Linked DNA regions of Mus musculus: region 1 is linked to region 2. A link is a loop called in an ENCODE intact Hi-C map of the cell type or tissue named here. Cell type or tissue: left cerebral cortex. All regions are shown on one strand.

Region 1 (8,000 bases), 110 kb before region 2:
ACCTCATTTTTCTTTATTTTTTGAAAAACATCTATGTATGTTGAAATCAGAGGGCAACTTCTGTGAGCTGATTCTCTTTTCCCCATGTGTGTTGTTAGGGGTCCAATTCAGCTAGTCAGACTGGGTTGTAAGCATCTTTACCCACTGAGCTGAGCCATCTCTCTGGCCTTTAGACCCTTATATGTTTATTTAAGACTTAGTTTCAGGTAGTCCAGACTGGCTTTGACTCCTCCTACCTCAATATCCAAGTGTAGAGATTATAAACCAATACGTCCAGCTTTTTGTTTGTTTTAAGACAAGGTCTTAGCTGGGCAGTGATTGTGTGCATCTTTAATCCCAGCACTAGGGGGGCAGAGCCCAGTGAATCTCTGTGAGTTCAAGGCCGGTCTTGTCTACAAAGCAAGTTCCAGGACAACCAGGGCTGTCACACAGAGAAACCCTGTCTCGACAAACAAACAGCAGCCCAGCCTTGAGTTTGCTGTGACTCTCCTGCCTCTGCCACCTGAATGCCGGGCTCACAAAGTGTACTACTGTGCCCATCCTCAATGACCAACCTTCTGATTCCACCTGGCATTCAGGAAGTAGGGAAGGTTTTAGATACAACTCCAAATAATAAACATGGACTTGGGGTCCTCGAGACTCGGGCCCAGTGTTAGCATGAGCAGGGACAAGTGGGAAAGAGTGGGCAGAGACCTCTGGGATACTGCCAGGCTCTGGAAGGTGAGAGTGCCTATAAACATGGTCAGTGGCTGGCTGGTGTGAATCCTTTAAACTTATGGTCACTGGAAGGGAGAGAGACAAGTGTCACTCCAGGTATGTTCCCCAACATGAGTGTCCCAGGTCCTCTCAACCTGGAGAAGCCTTCTGGGGCTACCAGCTGCTGGTGACCTAGATGGAGGGTGGAAGGAGATAGGAGGGGCCTATCTCATGGGTGGCATCTTGATAGAGCCTGTATCTTTGCCTAGGCCAAAACAGCTCTTTGGCATAGTCCTGTGATCTGCAGGCAAAGGCAGGTACAAGCCAACTTTCTAGATGAAATTTTCTGTTTCCAAGAATGGGAATTGGCGCTTGGTAGAAATGTACTCAGGGAACTGAAATAATAGCTCCCCAAATATCACATTTGCTGGCCAGGAGCCAAGGAAGCAAGATGCTCGAGAAGTTGGCAAGGCTGGCTGGCCCTGGGAGTGGGTGGAGGGAGCTTAGGATGCGCTATTTGAAACGTGTGCGCACGTGTGTGTGTGTTCATATTCTTCTCTCATACAATACATCAAAACCTCAGTTTCCCCTCCCTCCTTTTCTCCAGCCCCTCCCACCCACCCAGATACACTTCTCCTCAGTTTCCCTTCAGAATAGAGCAGGCCTCCCAGGGCCATAAACCAAACAGAGCATAACAAGGTACGATAAGACTAGGCACAAAAAAAGCAAATAAAAAACAACAACAATAACAAAAACCTGTTGATATAGTAAATCACACACCATCAACTTGGCATTTTAATCATTTTTTCAAGACAGGGTTTCTCTGTGTAGCTCTGGCTGTCCTGGAACTCACACTGTAGATCAGGTTAATCTCGAGCTTAGAAATCTTCCTGCCTCTGCTCCCCAGTGCTGGGGCTAAAGGTATGGACCACCATTCTTGGCCATTTTAACCACACACACACACACACACACACACACAAACACACACACACACACACACTTGAATACACTGTCATTGTCTTCATAATCACCAGAAAAGCACATCAGATCCCATTACAGATGGTTGTGAGCCACCATGTGGTTGCTGGGAATTGAACTCAGGACCTCTGGAAAAGCAGCCATTGCTCTTAACTGCTGAGTCATCTCTCCAGCCCCATTTAGCCATTTTTGTTTGTTTGTTTGTTTGGTTGGTTGGTTTTTGGTTTTTTGAGACAGGGTTTCTCTGTGTAGCCCTGGCTGCCCCGGAACTCACTCTGTAGACCAGGCTGGCCTCGAACTCAGAAATCTGCCTGTCTCTGCCTCCCAAGTGCTGGGATTAAAGGCATGCGCTACCATGCCCGGCTTAGTTGGGGTTCTACTGCTGTGAACAGACATCATGACCAAGGCAAGTCTTCTAAGGACAATATTTAATTGCGGTGGCTGACAGGTTCAGAGGTTCAGTCTATTAGCATTCAGGCAGGCATGGTGCAGGCAGAGTTGAGAGTTCTACATCTTCATCTGAAGGCCGCTAGCAAAGGACTGGCTTCCAGGCAGCTAGGAGGAGAATCTTAAAGCCTACACCCACAGTGACACGCCCACTCCAACAGGGCTATACCTTTTAATAGTGCCATTCCCTGGGCTGAGCATATACAAACCATAACAGGGTGTTTCTGCATCCTGGAATGTTAATTCCAGTAGAGACAAGTAGGGGTGACTGGTCACCTCTCAGAAAAAGTGGGGACCCTACTGGCAGAGTTGCATCCCTCTGTCTACTCTGGCCCTGTGCCATCCTCTTCACCCTGGGGACAGTTCTCAGTGTAATGGTGTACACCTGCAATCCTACACACCTCCTGTCGGCTGCACAAAGATCAGTTCAAGGTTATCCTTGAACTACACAGCAAGTATGAAGCCAGGTCAAAAGACAGAGGAAGAGAGAGAGGGAGAAAGGTGATACAGAGGTACCAGGGCTGAGGGCCAGGCAGGCTGTTGCTGATCTGGCCTGATCTGCCTCTCCCTGTTTGGCAAAGGACAAGAAGGAATGTTCTGATACTAAGGATCTGGTCTGGTTTTTGTTTTGTTTTGTTTTGTTTTTTGTTTTTTCGAGACAGGGTTTCTCTATATAGTCTTGGCTGCCCTGGAACTCACTTTGTAGACCAGGCTGGCCTCGAACTCAGAAATCCACCTGTCTCTGCCTCCCAAGTGCTGGGATTAAAGGCGTGTGCCACCACTGTCCTGGTCTGTTTTGTGAGTTTTTTTTGACCTAGGTAATGCTTGTGTGTGACTGACCAGGATATCAAAAGGAAGGAGGCTTGCTTGCATGCCAAGACTGCATACTTGCTGTGGCGGGCAAGGGTGGCGCCAGTTTTTCAATGGTAACATTGTATCTTAGAAGCTGCTCCCACAATTCAGGGAGTCTTCAGATGCTCTTTAAACTGCTACAACACTGTAGGATACAGTTTAGTTTTTTTGAGAGTTCCCCTGTTTGTTCCTTTCTGTTTTTACCCTACAACTACTTCAATGGTTGTGAGACATAAACATTTCAGTTCCTTTGGGACAGTGGTTCTCAACCTTCCTAATATTGCTTAATTAATTTCTAATATTGCTTATTTATTTATTATTAATTATTTTTATTTATTATTAATTAATAATTAATTAATTAATATTCCTTAAGACACTTCATGTTGTGGTGACCCTTGACCATAAAATTATTTTGTTGCTATAACTATAATTTTGCTACTTCTTTTTTTTTTTTTTTTTTTTTTTTGAGACAGGGTTTCTCTGTGTAGCCCTGGCTGTCCTGGAACTCACTTTGTAGACCAGGCTGGCCTCGAACTCAGAAATCTGCCTGCCTCTGCCTCCCGAGGGCTGGGATTAAAGGCCACGCCCGGCCTATAATTTTGCTACTCTTATGAATCATAATGTAAATAGCTGTTATGTAGGATATCTATTATGCAACCCCTATGAAAGGGTCGTTCAAGGCCCATAGCTGTCACGACCCACAGGTTGAGAACTGCTGCTCAAGGAGCAGGTCTGAATGAATTTCTGAACCTTCCCGTGTCTTAGCAGCACCCCTTCAGAGTCAGACTAGAGGTGAGTCTTGGAGACCAAGCTAGGCAGTTTAAATACTATATGTCCAGGGAAAGCCTGCATTTCTGGTGGTTCTGGAAAATTGAAGGTTCTGAAGTGTGATTGACTTTAGCCTGCTGGTGCCTTGAGGCTCAAAAGGGTCACATCATCACCGCTCCCGGTTAAGCCTCTGCCCCTAATGCTACTCATTTCCCAGTGCATCCTGAACTTGGTCCAACTGTGCCGTTCTTGACCCCTTTTCATTTCGTCTTTCCTATCCACCTTAATACGGAAGACTGAGCCAAACCAAGGCGGCTTGGGTGAGGTACCGGGCACGTGCCGGACTCAGACCTTGTCTGGCCACCAATGGGACAGCAGGTGCTCTGTCAGCTTTTGCTACTGTCTGTAGCACACTGACTAAAGCCAAGCCACACAGTGGGGGCAGGTGTGACTGGAAGCAGTCCCAAAGCCCCAACGCAGACCACAGTGGGATGCAGCTGTCTGATGCCACAGCAGTAAGGTGTCTCTCCACCCCAACCACCAAGGCCTAGCCAGCGTGGCCGCCAGTGCCACAGTTAGGGACTCTGACAGCCCCCAGAGGGCGCTGCGCCATCACGGCTTGGGGAACAAAGCGAAAGTTGCTCCAACCACGAGGGGCGCAGTTGCGCGTGGGTACTAAGTGGGTCAGGTCTTTGGGAGTCTTCTTGTATTGCCCCCACCCCGGGTCCCAGGCCCCGGAGCCCCAGGGAGAAGCGCCCCACGGGCACAGTGCGAGTAACTGCGCTGGGCTGAAGGAGGGTTTGGGGGGCGCGCGGGTCGAGGTCTCCGGGTCACCGGCACCAGCCAGGCTAGTAGGGCCGGCGCTCGAGCAGACTGCGCTGGGCAGCGAGGGGGTGCCTGGGCGCGCCTGGCCGTCGGGGGAAGCGCGGAGGCGGGCACTCCAGGGAGGGCGGGGGCCGAGCTTATAAAGGCCCGCAGGCGGGAGCAGGGAGAGAGCCGCCGCGTCGCCGTCCGGCCCAGCTCGGCCTCCACGAGCCGCCGTGAGTTCCGAGCCGGGCGGGCTGACAACCCAGCGTGCGCGGGATCCGGCCGTCGGGAACCAGAGGGCGCGGCCGGGCCGGCCGGCGACCCGAGATCGAGGCCGGCGGGAGGTCACAGCAGCCGCGCGCCGCACGTGCGGAGACCCGCCCAGAGTGCCATGGCGCGCGGTTCCTCCGGCCCTCGCACCTCCCTTTAGCCACGGCGGCGCGACCCCGGGCGGTCCCCCGGCCGCGGGGCATGGAGCCGCACGTGCTGGGCGCCGGGCTCTACTGGCTGTTGCTGCCCTGCACGCTCCTGGCGGGTGAGTGGAGGGCGCGGGCGGGAAGGCTGCGTCCGCGTCCCCCTGCGCCGCGCCGCCCCGGCGGGCGAGCATAGGCGAGGAGATTCCGCGGGACTCGCGGCCCAGGGCGCTCGCATTCCAGAGGCGTGAGCGCGCTGGCGGCCTCGGCGGGCCCGGCCCGGGCACCGAGTGGAAAGCACGGCAGGCAACGGCGAGGCGCGGGTCCGCGAGAGCCCCAGATAGCGCTGGGCGTCTCCACGCGGGCTGGGAGGAGAGGCCCGGGCAAGGGGCTGTTAGTGTCTGAGCTGTGAGGGGAGCGCGACTTTCTATTCTCTTTCGTAGTTAAGAAAAAAGAAAGAAAGAAAGAAAAAAATCAAACTTGCATCATGACTTCCTGACCAATCTGGGAGAAGGTGGCGTTCTGCCTGGAGCTTTTCAAGTCAGAAATTTCCTACCAGAACTAATGTTCCAGCCCTAGGCGCAGTTCTTAGTCTCAGTTCCGAGGTTGTCTGTCCAATGCTAAGCTCCTGTCTTCCTTGTGCCCTACTTGGTTACCTTCCAGAGGGACTGGGGCACAGGGCGCCCCAGGAGGCTCTGCCTGATGTCAGAACTGGAGATCCCCTACCTTGGCATACGTCCCTTTCTTGCAAAGAGCTTCTCTCTTTTGGTGTCATAGGTGCTGGGCTCCATTGCCGCCCTCCCAGCCTCACCCAGGGCACCTTGCCCAGCTGCTCACCCCCTTACACCTCCTGAAGCAGTCAGCACCCCTCCACATGTGACCTTCCTCGGGGTCTGATTAAATTAGCCCACAGAGAGTCAGTGTACCCACTGTGAAAGTTGGTCTGCCTCGTGGAAGTCCATCTGTTGGAGGTGGGGGGGTTGTGCGTGATTCCCTCCATCTCTCCACGGACACTGCTTGTGCACCCTGTTTCAGGAACAGGCTCCGGGGGGTGTCAGGCAACCCGGGCAATGACTTCCACACAGGCCAAGTTTTGATTTGTAGGACCAAAATGTGGTGAGACCGGGGTGGGGGGGTGGGGGGGATTTTTCAAGGCAGGAATCAATGAAAACCATTGAGCTCTGAAAGGAGGGGCCAGCGGATACTGTCCTCAGCTCAGCCCGGACTTAGGAGAGCCAAGGTCTAGGGCCCACATTTGTGGCTTCTTTTCCTCGCTGGCCTGTAGACGGTCAGACTGTAAATATAAGCAGAATGGGTGGATGAGAATGTAGAAGACGGGTACCCTTCTTAAAGATTCAACAAGAGCTGCTTCTCAGGCTCCTTCACTGACTGTCAACACTTGGGAACAAGGAGGGCAGGGCAGGGAAGAGGTGGTCCTGTTGTGTGCAGAGAAAGGCTTCTCCATCTTCATGGAAGAGGTCCTCTTTCACAGACAAGGGCCGTGCTTAAACAAAACCGGCAGACTTTTCTCTGACAGGCCAGATGGTGAATGCTTTCACATCATGAAATACTCTGATATTTTTTTCCAGCAGTTAAAAAAAAATGCAAAATCATTTCTTAGCTCGTGGACAGCAGTGCTACTAGCTAGAATTTATCCTTACCCTCCAAGGATCAGTCTGGGCTCTGAGGTCCCCTGGCTTTTCAGCTGTAGTATGTGGGTGTCAGAGGAAGCTTCCAGACTGAGTCTGGTTAGGATGTGAAGGAGGCTTTGCCAGCTTTGGGGGTTCCCACCCAGCCTGTGTGTTAGTCACCTGGGGAGCTTTCAAAAGAATATTGATGACTAATGCTCCTGTCTTTCCTTAGGCTCAAACTGTCCCCCCAATAAAATTCATTCATGAGAACATATCTAGGCACAGGCCACACCTACCCTGACACTGAGCCTGGGTGTGGGCTTGGCCACCAACAGTCTTCTTTATGCCTGGGGAGGTGGGCAAGGGATACAGAGCCAGCTAAGAGCTCTGTGTGGTGACGTAGGGGATGCTGGCATCCTGTTCATTTCTATGGGGTGTAGTCATCACTGCGGGACCTCTTGCTGGAGGTGGAACGTTCACTCCATCTCTTGTGAGGGCTCCCTCACCCTCCACCCTCTGAACAGTTTGAGTCCTATGTTTTGGAAACAAGGTCTTCACAGGTTAGTCATCTTAAATGCTGGGTGCTGTCTCAGGCCTTCCTGAAGGTTTGAATCATCCTGGGGTGCTTAGCCTCTTTGCCACTCCCCTAATCTGGAAAGTCAGGCAAGGTGATGCCCTAGTCCCATGGGAATAGTGACCAACCCAGGCAGACTTAACCCGGTGACCTGGAGACCTAGGGATCTGGATTCAGGAGGGATGTTTTGTGCTTGAGAGAGAAAGGACCAGGTCTCCTGATTCTTGGCCTCACAGAGGAACCAGGAACTTAAAATCCAAGCAAGAGCCAGGTAGTGAGAAAGCTCCCTCCCTCCCGGTGAAGACCTGTGTGTGGTAATGCAACGTGGTCTCTGTTTTCTTCCTTCGTTCGCCATAGCATGGGAGGCACATCCGTGACAGAGTGGCACCTGGGCTCGACGGCTTGTCACCGAGAAGTATCACTGTTTACAGTGGGGACGTGTCTCCCTTCTCAGAATGTTTTCTCGGTCACCATTAGCTGTCCACTCTGGGCCGGGAGGTGGGAACGGTTATCGGGCTTGCCCACCCACCCTCTTCAGACAGCCCTTACTCAGTGGTCAGAGCTATTGAAACTCAGGGCCAGAAAGAGCAATAAAACAGAGAGAACCAAGCCTTTCCTGCCACCAGTACTGCAGTCTTGGTAGCCACCCAGTGGGTGAGGTCCCACTTCCCTCTGCCACGATGTGGGGGACTCCCTGCTGAGCCTCAGTGACAGGGCCTGGCAGAGGGGCGGGACCCTGCCTCATGCTGGGTCTGGGAGGGAATGGGTAAGCAGGACAGGAAGCCCACTGGGTCCTGGTGTGTTTAGGGGAGGAGCTAGGGACCTGAGAACTGA
Region 2 (8,000 bases):
TGGAAAGAGCCCTCCATCCACTAGAACCAATCTCTTCCTCCACAGATCAGGGTTGGGTGTAGATAGGACGTGCTAATATGCTCCCTCCACAGTCCTCAGTCACTCTCTGAGCCTTCCACCTCCACATGCTGTAAGTCTTCTCTGGAGCCTCCCCATCCTGGTGAACTCAGTGGGGCTGGCTCAAGTTGCTCACCTCTACCCAGGCCCTGCTCTCCCCTGCTGCCCCTCATGGCTCCCTGGGTCCGAGAGGCTCTGTTTGGGCTGGCACGGTGACTGTAAGGGCAGCCATTTCTCTATCCATCACACCTGGCTACTGGAGGTGGTCTTGGCTGGACAAATGGGCTCGACCCCTATTGTAACGTGTTGTAGGAGGGGAACATTCCCTGCTTAGTCAGGAGATAGAAAATTACCTACCCCTGGCACAGACTTGATCACTTTCGCCTGGATGATTTGACCACAATGCCTTCTGTAAACCCTCCCCAGACTTCAAAGCCTTCCAGCAGCTCCTTAGTATAGAATTCCCCCCACCCCCTTAGAACTCAGGCACATCTTGCTACTTTTGCTTTAAAAACCCAGACCAGAGCCAGGCAGTGGTGGCGCACACCTTTAATCCTAGCACTTAGGAGGCAGAGGCAGGTGGATTTCTGAGTTCGAGGCCTGCTTGGTCTACACCGTCAGTTCCAGGACAGCCAGGGCTACACAGAGAAACCTTGTCTCAAAAACACAAACAAACAAAAAAGCAAAAGGCAAAAAACAAAACAAACAAACAAAAAAAAACCCAGTTTTTTCCACTGCTTTGGTTCTTGTATCTCCGCTAGGTTACACATCCTCTATGCTCACACGCTGTAGGTGATAGTCCCACTCAGGTCCTCCAAAGCCTTTCTTTCTTCATAAGGATCCTGTCCCGTCCCCCCTCCCACCAAGGGCCCAGCAAAGTCACAGAGCTCCAAGCCAGATCCGAGGTCCCTGATGGATCCAGCTTCTCCTTGAGTATCTAGTGAACACTGACTTCTCAGCCCAAGTGCCCTGGGCACTAAACATCGCTTCCCTCATTCTGAGATCCCCTGAGCTCTAGTCTCTGTGGCTCTCCAGCCCTCAGTGTCCAGAGGACCTCCATGCTGATGATCACGTGTCTTGGTGTTTCTATCGCTGTGGTGAAACACTATGAATAAAAGCAACTTGGGGAGGAAAGGATTTATTTGGCTTCAGAAGCCAATGGTGGAACTCAAACCAGGGAGGTGCCTGGAGGCAGGAGCTGATGCAGAGGCCATGAAGGGGGTGCTGACTTGCTCCCCATGGCTTGCTCAGCCTGCTTTCTTATAGAACCCAGGACCACCAGCCCAGGGGTGATACCCCCACAATGGAATTGCCCTCCCCAGTGGGATCACCCCCCCCTACTAATTGCTAATTAAGACAATGCCCTAAGGACTTGCCTTCAGCCCAATGCTTGTGGAGGTGTCCTCCTCTCTGATGGCTCTCATGAGCCAGCCCATGGGGTGGATGCCTCATGTGCCGCCTCAGGAATGTAACTTGTGCTCCGGAGATGGATGTGGGGAGGGATCCTTGTGAAGAAGTAGTAAAGGCTTTGGAGGATCCGAGTGTCTTAGTCTTATTGCCTATAGCGTGTGAGCCTAGAGGATGCATAACCTAGCGTAACCGTGCTCAGTGTCTCTGCTTCTTCACGCGCTCGCGTGGATCCCACCTGTCCCTGTAGCCCACAGCCGCTTGTATCAGTCTGTGAGAGACGGTTCAGTGTCCGCTTTTTCCCTAGTGCTGAATTCCAGTGCTGAGTACTCTGATTGCTATGGTCTCCCCCAGCAGGCCCTTGCTAAGTCCCCCATGTCTGCGAACTGGACCAGAGTCTCCCCTTTCTGACCGCTGTTTTCTGCCTCTTTTACTCTCTTCATCTCGACTACCAGAAGCCTTCTGTGGATTCCGGGCTTCCAGAAGGGGCTCTTCAATGCAGACCTGATTTAAGTTTTCTTTACCCTTTAGCTAAGCTCTGAGAAGATGGGAGCTAATACCACCATCTCTTCTCTCTTTATCCCATTTCCTCTCCAGATTGGAGGCCAGCACAGAGGACAGACGTCAGCCACCTCTGCCTTCCTCCCTTTATCCTGTGATGTCTTTCCCTCCTGGCTGCCACCATAGCCTCAGGTAGGTCTTGTTAACCTTCGCAGTGTCTAGGCTGCCTCTGCAGCAGCTTGCTACACCCCACCCCACCCCATCACTCCCAGGGGCTGTTCTAGATCCTTAGCTGTCCTCAAAGCATCTCCATGGTCCCTGGGCAAACCTCAGCCATTGGGCTCTCATGCCCCTTGTTAACACCTAAGTAAGGACCACTGTCACCAGATCTTCCCCACAGACATCCCCATGTCTTGCTGCCCTATGAGCTATACTCAAAGGGGACATACCACGGCCTCATGGGTATAGGAAACCATGCCAATATGTCCTTTCCCCTTAAGTAGCACAGCTTGAGCTGCCAGTCTCATTGCCCACCTCAGGGCCAACACCAGTGCTCTTCTTCCCGCACTCAACCTTGCTTTTATTGTATCCTGCCAGACGACTGACTATGCTGGGTGACAAAAATGCCTTCCCTAGGGGAGACATAAACAATGTCTACCCCCTCTCACTAAGGGTTTCTTGGATAAACTAAGGAACAGTTCCATCAAAGTTCACACGGAGGAATTAACAAGTTTATTTGGCTTACTGATAGAGCAATGGGTAATGGGTTATAGGCAGGAACATGGGTGAAGTCAAAGCAGCCGCACTGGTGGGTCTGCACCCAGCACAGATGATGCCCCACCCCACCCCACCTCCAGTCCCTGTCCCCTGCTGTGGCTATGTAGCTGGACACCTCCCACCCTAGTCTTCCCCACACAAATACTCCAGCTCCTCTCCAAGATGTGACGCTACATGCACTTTTGGCAGAATTGCATACAGCTGTTTGGAAGGAGTGGCTGGCTGCTCAGGTAAGGCTGCCTAACTCCTGAAGATGTGGAAGTTTGGCGCATACCTGTTTAAAGGCCATGTTGGGCTGTGGTCACAGAGGCCAAACAAAGGAGGGCCTTTAGAGGTCGCCCAGTGCAGTGGCCTGATTTGTCAGGGCCAAGTGACAGGGGCCAAAATCCAGGCAAAGAACAAGCCAGGGGGAGCGGGAAGGAAGGAACAATGACTCCTGAGGGCTGGTGCCCAGGAACCCGCACAGGTCAGAGGAGGGCTTGGTGACGACCCTCCCGGCCTGAGGAAGGAAGGGATTTGCTTCTTGTGGCAGGGCAAGGAAATTCCAGCCTGGGGTGGGCCCGACCATTTCTCCTTCCCCTCTGCTCAATGCAACTTTCCTTCCTCCCCTAGTTCTGCCCAGGCCCCAAACCTCCCCTCGGACCTTTGCTACCTTAGCCCCCCTAAACACAGCTGCCAGCCTACAGTCACCCACATGATTGGCTGCGCATGCCAGCCAGCCCTGCACTGAGCTGTTTCTTGTTTTTTTTGTTTTTGTTTTTGACAAGGAACCAGAACCCTTGGATGAAATCTACCTCTCTACCAGTCTCTATGGTTACCCAGGCCGGCCAGGTGCTCTGGAACAACTCTGACCTCTGAAGACTTCTCTAGGGAACTGAGTTCAAAGGGACAAGCGACAGGGGCACAGAAATCCACAAACAGCATCCTCCCTTTTGAGGTTGCTTTTAGAGGTTTTCTGTCCCCAGTGCCTGGGCTGGGAACCACAGCTGCACGTTGGTCCCCTCTGCTGGCCTGTTCAGACCAAGCTCTGAGGTGCAAGCAGATGGTCACTCAGCCCTGGTGGACTCTCCTCCCTTCATGTCTCATGCATGTGTGTATCCCTGACCTAACAGTGAACTTCACAAACATGACAGACATTTACAACATTTGATGAGTAGAGAGATGACCTACTACTGACTCTTAGCTTCAAAGTATATGGGGTTTCAGGTACTGGTGTCCTTCAGCTCATGAGGTGACCTTGGTCTCTGTACCTGATAATGTACAAAAATACCCATGGGTGAAACTATTCATTCCGGAGTAAATTAATTGTTCTCTTCTTTCTTTAACTTATTGTTTTTATTTTTTAGAGACAGGATCTCACAGTGAACTTCTGGCTGGCCTTGAACTCACAGAGACATCCTCCCCCCTTCTTCTTCTTTGGGTTTATTTATTTAGGTTTTTTCAAGACATGGTTTCTGTGTAGCCCTGGAACTTACTCTGTAGATCAGGCTGCCCTGGAATTTACAGAAATCCACCTGACCTCTGCCTCCTGAGTGTTGGGATTAAACACACCACCTTTCTGCTGGTGTGTGTGTGTGTGTGTGTGTGTGTGTGTGTGTGTGTGTGTATGAAGCAGAAAAGTTATTGCAAGAGAAATTGAAAATACGAGCCATCTCACAAGCCACAAGGAAACAATAGTGAACTCCCATTGGTCAGCTGTCAGCCTGACTGACAGGCTGTCTACTGTGGCGCAGAAGGCCTATTCACACACTCTCGCTCTAGCAGAGAGAGCTGAGCAATCGATCCAGCTTCCAAGATGGCAGCCGGCCAACAGCTATCAACATCGCCCCAGGCACATAGCTGCTTGGCTGGTTCATCCACTTCTAGGAATCTACGCAAGCACTCTTATACACAATGCAAGGAAAGTCCGGTGCATGGCTTCCAAGGGGGACGGCTTGAGTCAATTACCGACGGTCTAGACAAACAAGGAAGCTGTTTTGGTGTGCAGCTGGAAAGTGTCCAAGAAACTCAGACGTAGAAAAAGCAGCATGGAAAAAAAAAGCAACTCCCATTCACTGTGTAGAAAATGTCAGCCAGAAGGCTGTGAAAGGATTAGGTACCATCCACACTCCTAGGAACAGAACTGGTGGCCTGGGTGGGTATCGTGTGCTCGCACATCTTCGGAACTCTAAGCCATTCAACAGCCACGATTTTACAGGAGGTGGAACCAGGAAGTTGTATCTGTTTCTGTTGGAGAATGGATGGTTAGTTCTGGAAACAGAGGTGACGGTTGTATCAAGTAAATATACTAAAGGTCACTAAACTGTACCGTAAGAATGACACAGAAATGTGCCGATCCATTTCAGCTACGGAAAAAAAAAAAAAAAAAACGACAAAATTCTTGCTTGTGTGGAGCTTGGGAGAGAAAATGCCCATCTCGGATGCAGTACATCCGCCGGCGCGGCGGCTGGACACCTCAGGCAAGCTGTGAGACCCCAGACTGTGGGACCAGGAGACTGGAGGTTGTGACAAGAGAAGTCAGATTGTGAATGTAGAAGATTCCAGGATGTGGGGCTCGGGCGCGACCTTGGGCTGCGGATCCCTCCGGATTCACCGTCTAGTGAGCTTTTCATGCAGCGTAGAGGCTAGATGCGTATCCTTTTTCAGCTCCGCTGTTTCAGCAGCAGATGGCCCCGCTGTCCCGACGGTCACTCAGGCTATCCAGTGGTGCTTGTGCCAGAAGGAGGAACCTTTGTAAGAAGGAGGCCTCCTACGCCTGCGCAGATACCACCTCCTGCGCATGCGTAGATTCCACTCCCTGAGCGGACCCCGCCTCTCGCTCGCAGCCACGAGCTTGCAGGCACCGGGGGCGGGCTCAGTGTCAGCCGCACATCATTCGATCCTGTCCATAGGCTAAAAAGTGGATCATGGGCTCGGCCTGTCGCCTATTGGACAGCACGGGAAAAGCCCGGCCAGCGGGCCAATCATATGGCAGCGCGTGAGTCTGTAGACACCGGGTAATCGGTGCTGGGCTCTCTAGCTCGGGACTCCAGCATCTCAGTTATGGCCTCAGAAAAGCCTCAGGACCTAATGGTCACCTGCACGGCGCCGGTCAACATCGCAGTTATCAAGTACTGTGAGTGCTGGAGACAACAGTCACCTCGGCCGGGATCGGGGCATAGAGCTGGAGGCTGTAGTCACTGGGACCCCTGGGCTCGAGGGTCGGGTTCCAGAGTAGCTGGGCTGGAAAGGGGATCCTCCAGGCTGGAATGAGGGGGAAGTTCGCCACCGTCAGATCCATGGGCACAGTGGTGGAAATGGGGGTTACTACAACCAGGATCGGGGAGCCTGGGAGTTGGAGACCGGGGCACAGGTGCCGGGATCGATGTGCACAGGGCTGGAGATGAGGGTCACTGCTGCCGGGATTCAGGGTCCTAGGGCTGGAGGGAAAGACCAATGTCCCGGATCTGGAGTAGCTGGGCTGGAGAAGGCTGGGAGGGTAGCTCAGGGATGAAGGGGGCGTTGCCATGCAGGGATCCGAGGGGCGCTGGTGAGGGGCAGATCTTCCTCCCTCCCTGGTGACACTTGTAAACTGGGGAGGTATTGCCGGGACCAGGGCTTCTCACCCCAGTCTCCCTCTGCTCTTCCTTCCACCGTGGTCATTTAGAAGTGGATCCACGCAGCCTGTAGATTCTTGAGTTTGGCTCGTTTCAGTACGCACGCTCTTCCCGAGGATTATCCAGGTGGACGCAGCAGGATTTCATTGCCCACTGTTGCTTAGGCCCTAGAACAGGGGCTCTGTTGTTACCAGGAAAACTGCTGCCACATTTATGGGCAGGTTTTGGTGTGAACTTTCATCCTTCCTAGGAAGAATGCCCTGGCAGCTCTGGGAGAACAAGAGTCAGTTCTTCATTCTGTTAATGATCTGTGGGTTCCCTGGGGTGGCAGTACCCAGCTGGTATTCCCACCAGTGCTACGCCAACCCTTAAGATTTAATTAATTTATTTAATGTATATGAGTACATTATAGTTGTGAACCTTCATGTGGTTGTTGGGGATTGAATTTAGTACCTTTGCTTGCTCCAGTCAACCCCAGCTCTCTCTGGCCCAAAGATTTATTTATTATTATAAATAATTATTATAAATAATTACACTGTAGCTATTTCAGGTGCACCACAAGAGGGGGTCAGATCTCATTACAGATGGTTGTGAGCCACCATGTGGTTGCTGGGATTTGAACTCAGGACCTTTGGAAGAGCAATCGGCGCTCTTATCCACTGAGCCATCTCTCCAGCTCCCCATTTCTTACTTCATCTCTTTGCGGGCCATTTCTTCTTTGCGTGGTTGCTGCTTGGAGCACTTCCATGGTGGCTGCTTTAAAGCCTTTGCCAGCAGTTGCAGCATCTCTAGACACTTCAACGTTAGTGTCTTTTGGTTTTTGTCTCAGTGTGAGATCCTCCTTTTTGGTGTGACATGATTTGGGGTGAGATCTAATGGTTTTCTGCTGTGCACTGAGACTCAAGTCCTATTAAAACCTTTAGCTGGGCCTGGAGAGATGGCTTAGTGATTAAGAGCACTGACTGCTCTTCCAGAGGTCCTGAGTTCAATTCCCAGTAACCACATAGTGGCTCACAACCATCTGTAATGGGATCCTCTGGTGTGTCTGAAGACAACAACAGTGTACTCACATACATGAAATAAATAAATAAATCTTTTAAAAAACAAAGCATAACCTTTAGCTATTGGAGGAGGGACACCACCTCTTTTATGGCAGACAGATAGATACACCTACTTTGTATGATACTTGTTCCTGCTGGGGCTCTGTAGGGTTCCTGCAGGAGCCATCAGGCCTCCTCTGGAAACTGCAGGCCAGGCTGGGAGAAGCATCCATCTGCCCTGTGGATGAAGTCCAGGTGGCCAGCTGAGCCAGGGCAGCCTGCTGTCCTTCAGGGAGGAAAGTGTGGAACTCCCAGGCTAACAGAGCCTTGGAACAAGGGCAGGGCTGAAACAAACAAAGTTTGTCGCACTCAGCTGCCTGGGTTTTCTTGATGCAAGTGTTGCTGACCTGGGACCAGTGGGCAAGAAGAAACCCACATAAGTGTACCCAAAGCCAAGTCGGGCAGTGGTGGCACATGCCTTTAATCTCAGCACTTGGGAGGCAGAGGCAGGAGGATTTCTGAGTTCGAGGCCAGCCTGGTCTACAGAGTGAGTCCAGGACAGCCAGGGCTACACAGAGAAACCCTGTCTCCAAAAATCAAACAAACAAACAAAAAAAAATAG

The links. A loop is a pair of places that touch in the nucleus more often than their neighbours do. Peaks named below come from ENCODE experiments on the same cell type or tissue, not always from the same donor. Only the 100,000 strongest peaks of a DNase experiment are listed, where the experiment ranks them.
Region 1: it touches region 2 in a loop (2.2-fold over the local background); 3 of 42 quality-filtered maps call a loop at or near these places.

Annotation. Positions count from the first base shown.
Region 1 is chr8:122,548,058-122,556,057 of GRCm38, reverse strand. Piezo1 (piezo-type mechanosensitive ion channel component 1) reads left to right here and starts at 4,729. Exons shown (of 51, transcript NM_001357349.1): 1 at 4,729-5,083. The coding sequence starts at 5,020. In left cerebral cortex, a CTCF peak has its summit at 4,365 (motif pointing right); DNase peaks (open chromatin) are centred at 4,657, 5,230, 5,467, 6,728 and 2 more places; H3K4me3 peaks cover 1,451 bases; H3K27ac peaks cover 996 bases.
Region 2 is chr8:122,441,151-122,449,150 of GRCm38, reverse strand. It overlaps Mvd (mevalonate (diphospho) decarboxylase), which reads left to right and starts at 5,729. Exons shown (of 10, transcript NM_138656.2): 1 at 5,729-5,857. The coding sequence starts at 5,785. 9330133O14Rik (RIKEN cDNA 9330133O14 gene) reads right to left here and starts at 5,495. Exons shown (of 1, transcript NR_045696.1): 1 at 2,675-5,495. It overlaps Gm20735 (predicted gene, 20735), which reads left to right. Exons shown (of 3, transcript NR_015497.2): 2 at 2,062-2,157; 3 at 3,510-3,883. In left cerebral cortex, CTCF peaks have their summits at 3,716 (motif pointing left) and 5,445; DNase peaks (open chromatin) are centred at 4,575 and 5,589; H3K4me3 peaks cover 2,794 bases; H3K27ac peaks cover 2,044 bases.